2 separate regions of the Homo sapiens genome follow, and region 1 is linked to region 2. Evidence: read pairs that join two places in POLR2A ChIA-PET (ENCODE). Cell type or tissue: B cell. All regions are shown on one strand. Each heading gives the region's core, and the rest is flanking DNA. Links, peaks and the distances in the headings are about the cores only.

Region 1 (6,056 bases), core at 1,039-5,038, 220 kb before region 2:
CTCCCACAGGGTGGGAGAAGGGAAAGCCTTAATAAGGAGGAACATTAAGACCTAAATCTTCATGGTGAAAAGCAAGGTAAAGAGTCAGGGTCAAGCAGTTTGATGGACAGTCCCTGCTGGGAGGGATGGGCTGGAGCTCTGCTTCCCCGCAAGGGATTGTCTAGAGTGAGGGTTTATTCCTGACCTCCCAGGCTATATTCCTGTTGAGGCTGAGTTCACACGTGGGTGGTGGTGGAGAAATGGGAAATTTGGGGTTACTAGCTTGAAAACCTGCTGCAATGCTGCTGTTTTCATGGCTCGATGCTCCAGGGCTGCCACTGCTGCTGTCATCAAATTGCTTCCTATGACGGGAAATGTTGCAGCCTCTGCCCTGGGCACCAGTCATGCTGGGAAGTGAGCGTGATTGTTTTTCTCAGGTAGTATCAGTCAAAAGAAAGGAAAAGAAATGGTGGGAGGTCTAAGAGAAGCTCAGGAGACAGCATCTGTCATATCATATTCCCCAGACCATTTGTACCCCTGACCCTCTAGGGTTCATCCAGTCAGAGAGCACAAATACTCAGTGCAACAGGCTCAGATATCCCCATCTCCTGCCAAGGTGGACAGAGTATTCATGGGCATAGGTTGTAGTAGGGCCATAGGAAAACTGCACAGTTGTGGAGTGTCATGCATTTAACAACTCTCCCCTTACTGTAGTTTTGCTGGGTATTTTATTTCCCCATCCTAAGAATCGCTCACCTGCTTCAACATCCTCTACCAACAAAATTGCAATTGACCTTATTCAAATACCTCATTGCTACTTGAGAGTCTAATGTAAAAATAATTAAATCTATTGTTTTTCTAGAAGGTATTCAAATACCTCATTGCTACCTGAGGGTCCAATGTAAGAATAATTAAATCTATTGTTTTTCTAGAAAGCAGCTCATAATCTGAGCCTAATGCCCTGGGCCAGGAAAGGTGGAGAAGGGGGTGAGTGTGTAGAAATAAGCATAAGCAAGGCAGTGGAAGCTCTAATACCAGCAGGTAGTCATAAGGAGCTATTAGGGAGGTCACAGGGAGAGGGAAAGAAAACAAAGTCCTCATATTATTATCTCTGCTCCCAACAAAAACAAAGCCAGGGTTTTTAGTTGCAGCCTCTGTCCTGAGCTCCTCCCCACACTGAGTCCTCCCCTGCTGGCCTGAAGCATTGTTCCTTCACTTAGCTGAGAACACAGAGCACTACTCCACTGATGAGCTGATTTTTATGCTTCTCTTCCTCGAGCCCAAAGCAGGTGGCATCTGTTAGCAGCTGAACTGTCACTACTTCTTAATAGACGTGGCAAAAAAAAAAAAAAAAAAAAACCCTCTGCCCAGTGACAGCACTTCCATATAATCAGGTTGGGGGAAGGAGCATGGGTTGGCAGCCAGTGGGAAGTGGGAGGGGGGGTTGAATAAGGAAATCAATTTCAGCTTGAAAGCTCTGAAAGGAGAGGGGACGTGTGAATGGCTTTTTAAGTGGCATCATTAAACCTGGGCAGAAAGGTCGATTGGGCACAGCAAACCGCATAAATACAAACAGATGACATTTATGTCTGGCAGAATTGTTTTTCATTTTTGTTTTTTTGTTTTTTTAAATCACTGAGGTAGAAGACTGATAGGCTTCTTACCACCAGAAATCACATCTATGGAAAGGAATTGTTTGGAGAAATAAAATCCACAGGCATCTTTCCCAAATTAAAAGATAGAATCCAATAATATCTTGGTATTTTTCCTTTTTTTGGTGGGGGAGTAGGATATCTTCACTAAATGGAAGACGAAAGAGCAGTCTCAGCTTTGGAAACCCCTCAGCTAAACAATGAGCCAGTAAATATGTGAGAGGCTATTTCTGTATGCATTTCACTCTGTCCATGCTGCTGTGTCACTGTGAGTTGGGAGTCTCTGTATAGGTATCACTGCCATTTCATGTCTGTGTGCATCTTCCCCAGACAAGCACCCCTGTAGAAACCTCAAGGGACCTGCAACCATCATTTTAATGGGAGAAGTCTTTCCTGGGGTTAGAGTTATGTCTCATACTATAGTGAAGGAATTAAAGTTCAGGCCTGGGGGTAAACAGGGCAACTACAAAAATGTATTAATAAACCAGAACAGTTGTTCCAGGAACAGCTAATCCTAATCCCTGCCTTTATTTTTGGAAAAGTGACCATGTTGCTACATGAGAGAAGGGCAGGCAACTGTCCTCTGAAGGTGACAGAGGGGCCCTTGTGGGTTATGCCTGCTGTCTATCTTTTCAGTATAGGGTAAACGAGGCACAAGAAGCACTTGTTTCCCTTTTTCCACCTCCTCTTAGATTTCCACAAACAGGGATTAAAGACCTATAAGATCGATATGGTGAATACAGTATTTTACATGATATGGGTAGAACACAAGATACCACTATCTAGGAAAAGTACAAGGGGTCAGTCAGAAGCCTAGGATCAACCAGGGTAACTAAGAACAAAGGAGATAAAACTGAGAAAATTCCAAAGAAGCAAGGAAAACAGACGATAAAGAGGGATTCTCCATTTCTTTTGACGTGGGAAGCCTACATTAATTATCTCTTTCTTCTAACCCTGGTCCAGATTTCTAGTGTTGCCAACTTCCAGAACTGTTGTTTTAGTTTACTTAAATTAACCTAGTATGACAGAGTAGGTAATGAAAAATTCTTTTCACTTGATTTGTTTATGGTTCAAAGATCTTGCATTTGAAGATGAATAGATGTAACCACAGTGACCCAATAGATATAAGGACATGCCACAAAGGATACACACAAAAATGCACATACAAGTATACCTACATGTACATGCAGGAGAAAAAATGCCCCGCAGTACCCAGCACCACCATAGGCTACAGTGCTTCTTGGAGCTGGTTTCTGCAATATCTATACCCCACTGGAAATTTTAAGGCCAAGTGCCCCTGGCAGACACTAGGAGAAACAGCCAGAGAGACCAATAACATAATAAAAGTTAAGGACTTTTGAATTAAAAACCTCAGCCTGTATGAAGGCGGAAGTCATTGCTCCTTTTTTTTTGTTTTGAGACAGTCTCGCTATGTTGCCCAGGCTGGAGTGCAGTGGCGCAATCTCGGCTCACTGCAACCTCTGCCTCCTGGGTTCAAGCAATTCTCATGCCTCAGCCTTCCAAGTAGCTGGGATTACAGATGTGCACCCCCATGCCCAGCTAATTTTTGTATTTTTAGTAGAGATGGGGTTTTGCCATGTTGGCCAGGCTGGCTGGTCTCGAACTCCTGGCCTCAAGTGATCCACCCTCCTTGGCCTTCCAAAGTGATGGGATTACAGGCATGAGACACCATGCCTGGCCTGGAAGTCATTGCTCCTTAAAGGTAAGAACTGATCATGTCTAATGAGTAAGATTAATTCTGGAATCTACTCCACAGCATCCAACATAGTGACGTACAAAAAATCTTCAAGTGAAAATATTCCATTTCTAAATAGGGAAAATTGACAAAATATCTCCCTCTCACCAGAAGAGGGCACTCTGACATTCCCACGATAGAGTGGAAAGGAGATGGTTGGAGGCTAAATTAAGACTTCCTGCCGAGGTGGGCAGATCATGAGGTCAGGAGATCAGGCCCATCCTGGCCAACATGGTGAACGCCGTCTCTACTAAAAATTTAAAAATTAGCCAGCTGTGGCGGCATGTGCCTGTAATCCCAGCTACTTGGGAGGCTGAGGCAGGAGAATTGCTTGAACCTGGGAGGCAGAGGCTGCAGTGAGCCGAGATCACGCCACTGCACTCCAGCCTGGGCGACAGAGAGAGACTCTGTCTCAAAAAAAAAAAAAAAGACTTCCTTCCCAGCTGGGCTGGGAAGCTGGCTCAACACCTGTAATCCTAGCACTTTGGGAGGCCGAGGCGGGCGGATCACCTGAGGTCAGGAGTTCAAGAACAGCCTGGCCAACATGATGAAACCCTGCCTCTACTAAAAAAAAAAAAAAAAAAAAATACAAAAATTAGCCAGGCATGGTGGCAGGCGCCTGTAGTCCCAGCTACTCAGGAGGCTGAGGGAGGAGAACTGCTTGAACCTGGGAGGTGGAGGTTGCAGTGAGCCGAGATTGCACCACTGCACTCCATCCTGGGTGACAGAGCAAGACTCTGTCTCAAAAAAAAGAAAAGAAAAGAAAAGAAAAAACAAAAGACTTCCTTCCAGATTTTTTTTTTTTTTTTTTGAGACAGGGTCTTGCTCTCCATGATGACAGGGTGACATCACCATGATGCAGTGGCACCATCATAGATCACTGCAGCCTCAAACACCTGGGCTCAAGTGATCCTCCTGCCTCAGCCTCTCAAGTAGCTGGGACGAACTAAAAGCACATGCCACCATGCCCAACTAATTTTTAAATTTTTTGTAGAGATAGGGTCTTGCTTTGTTGCCCATGCTTGTCTCGAACTCCTGGCTTCAAGAAATTCTCCTGCCTTGGCCTCCCAAAGTGCTGGGATTACAGGTGTGTACCACTGCACACAGTCCCCTAAAGTTTCTTTAACTGCAGTGTATTGCTATTTGAGGGTAGGGTGAAAGGGATACAAACAAGGGCAGCTGTACTTGCGTGTTAGGGGAATTCTTGGCAAAGGCAGTGAAAGGCTGCATGGCATAAACTTATTAACTTGGAATGGCTGGCCTCTCCAAAGAGGGCCCTTAGCTGTGTAACATGATGTCCATTTATTTTCCACTGGAGAGAAAGAAATTGAGTAAAAAAAAGTGTTGAAAATGTGTTGAAGACTCAGTATGGGATGCGGAAAGTCAAAAGACCCAAATTCAAGTTAGAGGATTGTGACTTTAGGCAAGTCATTTAATTTCTTTGAGTTTTAAATTTCCTCCTCACAAAGTTATGGTGAGAATTAAAATGTTACAATGTATGTGAGCACACAACAAAAGCTGCTAAACAAATCTAAGCTCTAAGTTAAAAAGCGTTTTATCAACTTCCCTCACCCTCCCAAGAGAAAAGAAATGCTGTCTATATGAAGGATAAGTACAGAAGACACAGGTCTTCTGTGTCTTCATTTCATGACCCAAAGGCATGTGAGTATAGTGCTAGATTCAGAAAACAAAAAAAAGAAAAAAAGAAAAGAAAAGAAAAGAAAAAGAAAAAAGAAAAACAAAGAAAACTAAGAATGCAGAGACATAGCTTTTCAGGGCTGAGGCAACCAATGTCATTTCTTTTTTTTTCCCCCTAGAGACAGGGTCCCACTCCCTATCTGGGTCCATCCAGGCTGGAGTGCAATGGCACGATGCCAGCTCCTTACAGCCTCAGCCTCCCAGGCTCAAGCGATTGTTCCCCTCAGACTCCTGAGCAGCTGTTACTACTGGGTGCGTCACCACTCTTGGCTTGTTTTTTTTTTTTTTTGAGATGGAGTCTCGCTTTGTCGCCCAGGCTGGAGTGCAGTGGCGCGATCTCGGCTCACTGCAAGCTCCGTCTCCCGGGTTCAAGCATTTCTTGTGCCTCAGCCTCCCAAGTAGCTGGGATTACAGATGCACGCCACCATGCCCAGCTAATTTTTGTATTTTTAATAGAAGTGGGGTTTCACCATGTTTGCCAGGCTGGTCTTGAACTCCTGACCTCAGGTGATCTGCCCGTCTTGGCCTCCCAAAGTGTTGGGATTACAGGCGTGAGCCTCCGCACCTGGCCATAATTTTTCTTTTTTTTTTTTTTTTTGAGACGGAGTCTTGCTCTGTTGCCCAGGCTGGAGTGCAGTGGCATGAGCTGCAACCTCTGCCTCCCAGGTTCAAGTGATTCTCGTGCCTCAGCCTCCTAAGTAGCCGGATGACAAGTGTGCACCACCATGCCTGGCTAATTTTTGTATTTTTAGTAGAGATGGGGTTTTACCATGTTGGCCAGGCTGGTCTCAAACTCCTGGGCTCAAGCGATCCACCCGCCTTGGCCTCCCAAAGTGCTGGGATTACAGGCATGAGCCACCATGCCTGGCCTTTTAAAAAAGTTTTTTTAGTAGAGTCAAAGTCTTGCTATGTTGCCCAGGCTGGTCTCAAACTCCTCAGCTCAAGTGATCCTCCTGCCTTGGCCTCCCAAA
Region 2 (6,056 bases), core at 458-4,457:
GCTGCTTTTTAAAAATTCTCTCTCTCACAGTTTTCTTTGCTCTTCTCCTCACTTCCTGTTGCCAACTTCCCGCCTCCCCCACCCCACCCCCACCTCAGGGCCACAGGAAAGGGGAACAGGCTTTTTGTGGGGTGGGGGGAATGTTGAAGGGGGTGCCCCACCCTCACATCCTGCAAGGTAAAAGAAGACAGAGAAGGGTCTACAGAAGGGAAGAGGAGCCCCTTTCCACCCACGGTTAAGAAAGAGAGGGAAGGGCTGGGCAAGTCACATCTCTAGAGGAGACCTGCTGTAGCCTATCAGGCAAGCAGAACACAGAAAAACCCTGCCCTGGGCTAGGAGTCTGGAGGAAGGAAGAGCACAGGGCTGGCCTTTCAGTGCCTCCACTGCGCCCTGTGCCCTGTCCCCTCAGGGCCTTTGGTACCTACTGTCCCTTCTCACCTCCTACCCAGTTTGCCTCTCGGCTGCCTCTTTCTCCTCCTTGCTCAGAGTCAACTGAATGCCGTGACCTCACAGATGTCTCCCCGCACCACCTCAGCCACTCTCCACCACATTAACTTGCCTTTAGACTTATCAGTAGTACCAAGCGTTATCTTATTTATTTGTTTTTGTGTTTGTCATCCCCAGGGGAGTCCCCTGAAGACAGAGGTGCTGTCTGTCCTGTGCCTAGAACAGGGCCCAGCTCAGAAGAGCTGTGACTCACTGTGCTGGCACTGGCTTCTGACGGCAAGTCTTCCTGGGAGAGGGATCTTCCGCTTGGTCCTTCCTGGAAAGGCTTCAGAAGGCTGGGGCTCAGATTGTCAGTGCTGACGCTCCTACACATTTTGCGGGGAAGTGGAGGAGGCTGCTCCGAGCTAGCCTGAGCCCTGCTTGGGAGGGCCTGAGACAACTCCTCCAGGGAACCATGAAACAACTTCGGCCCTGGAAACAGAAAAGGGGAGGGTGGGTGGCAGGTGATCAGAGGTGTTGTTGTAACTGGGTCCCTCATCTTGGGAACTCACAGGGAAGACAAGAAGGGCAGAGGGAGGATGTGGAAAATGGCATGAGACCTAGAAGCCTTAGGACTAGGAGGACAGGCAGTGGGATGAGGATGCCATGGCGGGGGCAAGAGGTAGGCTGATCAAAGAAAAACAAGAGAAGATGGTTAGCAGAAGCTTGAGGGAGGGGGACCTCCCCAAAATTCCCAGAAGCCAGGGAGGTAGGAAGGTGATGGGAGGTAGGAAGGTGAAGGGAGAGGGCTTAGCGCTTACTCACCAGGAGTCCAGAGCAATTGGCCGGGGATGACGGTAGTTGGACTCTGGGAAGGGATGGATTCCTCTATCATATAGGCTGCTGGGACGAAGATGGGTCGAGAGGTGGAGGGAGCTTCTAGGCGTCTTGCCAACCACCAGTCGGAGTTGGTCTTTCGAAGCAGTAGGAACCTATCCCCTTCAGCCAGAGACACCTGCTGGCCATCTGCCCCAGTATAAGTAAAGGCATAGAGGGCACAGAGCTGGGATCCCCGAGGAGGGCTTCGGGGGCCCAGCCCTAGGATCCCCCAGGAACTTGGCCACCACCGGCTGGATAGCATTGTAGCCAGCACTGTCACCTGTGAGAAAAAGGGACACTGGAGACCCAGAAGGGAATAGGCCTGGCTGTCTCCAGGTAGACAGACATGGTTCTAGGAGCAGTGTTGCAGGGAGGTGAGGACGGGAGCCCTTGAGTTGGGGGAGAGGGTAGAGCAAACAGCCTGGTGAGGATCGGTGACAGGTTTTGGGGGCTGAGAACTCCTGGTGGTGTCTGGTGAGGAAGTATGTAAGTAACATGAGAGAGGATGTGGTCAGCAGGGCTGCATGGCCAGCAAGGCAGGAAATTAGAGGAGATGACCTAGGCCAGTAGTTTTCCTCCAAGTACCTTGTGGGGCCCATCAGAAGATTCAGGAGCAGGAGTTGGTCCTGGGTAGTGGTGGGAGTCTTGAGGTGGACACAGGAAGGAGATAAGAAGAAAGAATCAGGTTCAAGACAGAAACAGGGAGACACAAGGTTAATGACAAAGACAAAAATGTGTGTTATTCTTTATTAAATTTATGCAAGCATCAATGTTTCCGTTACCAGTCACCTCAGACCATAGCTGCGTGCTTCCTGTGCAGACTCAGAGAGACATGGTGACAGAGAAACAGAAAGCCAAATAAATACCAAGACCAAATCAGAGAGAAAGACAAAGTGGGAGAAACACAGAGGGATTCAGAGTTGAAATATCACCACCCTCCCAATCCAGGACACGATTTTGGGAGCTGAGAAGCCTTGATACTGTCCTGTACACACAAGCCTCTTGAGGCAGGAGCTACTTTAGTGTGTGGGTTCATTCATGCTTTTTTTTTTTTGAGACGAAGTCTCGTTCTTGTCCCCCAGGCTGGAGTGTGATGGCGAGATCTCGGGTCACTGCAACTTCCGCCCCCCGGGTTCAAGTGATTCTCCTGTCTCAGTCCCCCGAGTAGCTGGGATTACAGGTGCCTGTCACCACACCTGGCTAGTTTTTTTATTTTTAGTAGAGACAGGGTTTCACCATGTTGGCCAGGCTGGTCTAGAACTCCTGACCTCAGGTGATTCACCCGCCTCAGCCTCCCAAAGTGCTGGGATTACAGGTGTGAGCCACTGCGCCCGGCCTCATTTATGCTTTTATCAAGGATTGATTGAGTGCCTCCTGCGTGCAAGGAGCAGTGTCAGGCACTGGAGATGAGAGAAGGGAATGAGCCCTTTTGGAGCTTAAGGAGAGACAGACCTTAACTAATGACACAATAAACTTAATAATTACAATTGAATCAGGAACAATGGACAAGTAATGCAAGACGCTATGACAGGTAGATAGGGGACTGATGCCAGCTTCTCCTTGGTGGAAGGTGGGAAGTGACCTTCCCTGGATTACCAGCACTTTAAAACCCACACTTCTGCTTCTGCCTTACCTGGCCACTCCTCTTTTCCTCTTCTCTCAGCTTCTCCACTGCACAATGTGAGGCTTTCTGTTTGGGTTTGGAGAGGTGGGTTAAGGAGCGAATGACCCTCCCCACTGGTGATATCAGAGAGCCAGCTCTCTTCCCCTGAGGGCTGGGTGGCTAGTACTGGGCTTCTGCCTCAGTGATCTTCCTAGTTTACTTCACTTCAACACATGGAGAATCCTACCCCTCAACTCTTCCTTCCCACTTCCAAAATAGTGACTAATTTCACCCATTTATTCACTTATTTATTCATTTGGTGTTCAGTGCTTGAATCCACCCTTTTTTTGCCTTCTCTGAAACTCTCTCTCCTATACTTTAGCTTGTTTTTGTTAGCTTCGTCGCATTCACTTTTAAACATATCCAAGTCTCTCCCATCTTTAGACAAACCTCCCCTTACTGGGCTTTCCAGGTACCACCATATATATGTCTCTCTCTCTTTCTTCTTCTCTTTTTTTTTTGAGACAGAGTCTTGCACTGTTGCCTGGGCTGGAGTGCGGTGGCACAATCTCTGCTCACTGCAACCTCCGCTTTCCAGGTTTAAGTGATTCTCCTGCCTCAGCCTCCTAAGTAGCTGGGATTAGAGGCGCCTGCCACTATGCCCGCTATTTTTTTTTGTATTTTTAGTACAGACAGGGTTTCACTATGTTGGCCAGGCTGGTCTCGAACTCCTGACCTCGTGATCTGCCCACCTCAGCCTCCCAAAGTGCTGGGATTACAGGCGTAAGCCACCGAGTCCAGCCTCTCTCTTTCTTTTTACAGTCGAACTTCTTGAGTTGCCTACACTGTAGAGGGGATCTCCATTTCCTGTCCCCTCACTCCGCCACCTTTTCAAAGTCACTCCTCAATAGAGTCACCCCCGACCTTGCCTGAGCATCCTGCAGTCCTTATGCAATCCTTATGTTGCTTGACATCTCAGTAGCAGGCAACACAATTGACCTTTCTCTCCTACAAACACTCTGCTGGTATCCCTCTTACCTTTCTGGCAGTTCCTTGTCTGTGGCATGAGAAATGACCTTCCTCTGCCTGTTCCTTAAACCACAGAAGCCTATCTGAGATCCTGTGCCCTGTGCTTTCTGCATACCCTCCCTGGGTGGTCTTATTCTCTCCCCAGCTCAAATGATTTCCATGTGCTGCTAAGGACTGTATCTCAAGTCCAGATCTTTCTCTGGGGCTCCCATCTAATCCACTGTCCACCAGAAAATCCACTTGAGTATTTCACAGGTACGACAAACTCAGTATGAACCAAACTGAACTTATCACAAACCTGTTTCTCTCCCAATACCACTATTTAGTTTAATATGAAATCAATAAATATTGGCCTGGTACAGTAGCTCACACCTATAATCCCAGCACTTTGGGAGGCCAAGGCAGAATATCACTTGAGCCTAGGAGCTTGAGGTGCAACATAGTGAGATCCTGCCTCTACAAAAAAAATTTTTTTTTTTTTTGAGTCGGAGTCTTGCTCTGTCGCCCAGACTGGAGTGCAGTGGCGTGATCTCGGCTCACTGCAACCTCCGCCTCCCAGGTTCATGCCATTCTCCTGCCTCATTCTCCTGAGCAGCTGGGACTACAGGTGCCCGCCACCATGTCCAGCTAATTTTTTGTATTTTTAATACAGACGGGGTTTCACTGTGTTAGCCAGGATGGTCTCGGTCTCCTGACCTCGTGATCCACCCGCCTCGGCCTCCCAAAGTCCTGGGATTACAGGCGTGAGCCACCGCGCCTGGCCAAAAATTTTTTTTAGTTAGCCAGGTATGGCAGTGTGTGCCTTGTAGTCCCAGCTGCTCGGGAGGCTGAGGTGGGAGTATCTATTGAACCTGGGAAGTTGAGGCTGCAGTGATGCGTGATAGTGCTACTGCACTCCAGCCTAGGCGACAGAGTGAGACCCTGTCTCAAAATAAATAAATAAAATAATTTAATAAATATTTATTGAATGTTTACTACCATATATGCCGGGCAGGAACTATGTGCTAGGCATTGTCAATTAAGATGGTAAATATGGGGCCGGGTGCAGTGGCTCACATCCAGCTCAATCCCAGCACTTTGGGAGGCTGAGGCAGGCAGATCACCTGAGGTCAGGAGTTCAAGACCAGCCTGGCCAATGTGGTGAAACCCCCATCTCTAATAAAAATACAAAAATCAGCTGGGCATGGCGGCAGGTGTCTGTACTCCCAGCTACTTGGGAGGCTGGGGTAGGAGAATTGCTTGAACCCAGGAGACGGAGGTTGCAGTGAGCTAAGATCATGCCACTGCGCTCCAGCCTGGGTGACGGAGCGAGACTCTGTCTTAAAACAAAACAAAAAAATATGATCCCTGCCCACTCATAACAATGAAAATATGATGTAATAATGATCACTATGATAGAGGAAATACTATCATCTGTTGTAGCACATAGAAAGTATGCCCTATTTCCCATGCCAGAAACCTAGCAGCCAACCTGAATTTATCTTGTTTCCTCGCCACCCACATTGATTCAATTGATTACTGAACACTTCAATTTATATTTTCCCAATCTACCTACTTTTTATCCCCACAACTACCACTCCTTTAGCCTGGATGATATAATTTCCTAACTAGTCTCATTGCATATAGTTCTCATTGCATATAGTTCTGCTCCCCTTCCAACCATTCCTGACACAGCAGCCAGAGTGACCTTTCTAAAACACATATGCCCTGCTACTCTCCTGACTTAGACTTTCCACATTTTATAATGTCATTTACAGATTCCCTCTCTACACTTTTCACAGTCTCCACCACAAACTCCACACTGCAGTCTTATGCGAATTCCTCACATTCTTAAAGTGCACTGAAATCTTAGATTCTTTGCATATGTTGTTTCCTTTGCCTGAAACACGTCCCTTCTCCACTCCCTCCAGTCTTCACCTAGATAACTCTTACGCATCACTGAGATCTCAGCTGAAAGATTACATGCACAGGAAAGCATCTCAGCCAGGCGTGATGGCTCACACCTGTAAACCCAACACCTTGGGAGGCTGAGGCGGGTGGATCACTTGAGGTCAGGAGTTTGAGACCAGCCTGGGCAACATGGTAAAACCCCATCCCTACTAAAAATACAAAACTTACC

What was found. Peaks named below come from ENCODE experiments on the same cell type or tissue, not always from the same donor. Only the 100,000 strongest peaks of a DNase experiment are listed, where the experiment ranks them.
Region 1: POLR2A ChIA-PET joins it to region 2 with 5 read pairs; 6 of 35 experiments call an interaction of 5 or more read pairs at or near these places.

The regions. Positions count from the first base shown.
Region 1 is chr12:57,260,441-57,266,496 of GRCh38, forward strand. All of the region lies in intron 19 of R3HDM2 (R3H domain containing 2), which reads right to left. Among named protein-coding and RNA genes, the nearest start is that of STAC3, 12 kb to the left of the region's middle. RefSeq lists an enhancer at 3,346-3,640. In B cell, for the core only: a CTCF peak has its summit at 3,497 (motif pointing right); a DNase peak (open chromatin) is centred at 3,521; H3K27ac peaks cover 661 bases.
Region 2 is chr12:57,477,840-57,483,895 of GRCh38, forward strand. It overlaps ARHGAP9 (Rho GTPase activating protein 9), which reads right to left and starts at 2,027. Exons shown (of 18, transcript NM_032496.4): 1 at 1,891-2,027; 2 at 1,252-1,585; 3 at 701-918. The coding sequence starts at 1,567. RefSeq lists enhancers at 1-200, 561-610, 2,131-2,180, 2,351-2,440. In B cell, for the core only: no CTCF peak of the experiment used is centred there; DNase peaks (open chromatin) are centred at 2,152 and 2,733; H3K4me3 peaks cover 2,227 bases; H3K27ac peaks cover 4,000 bases.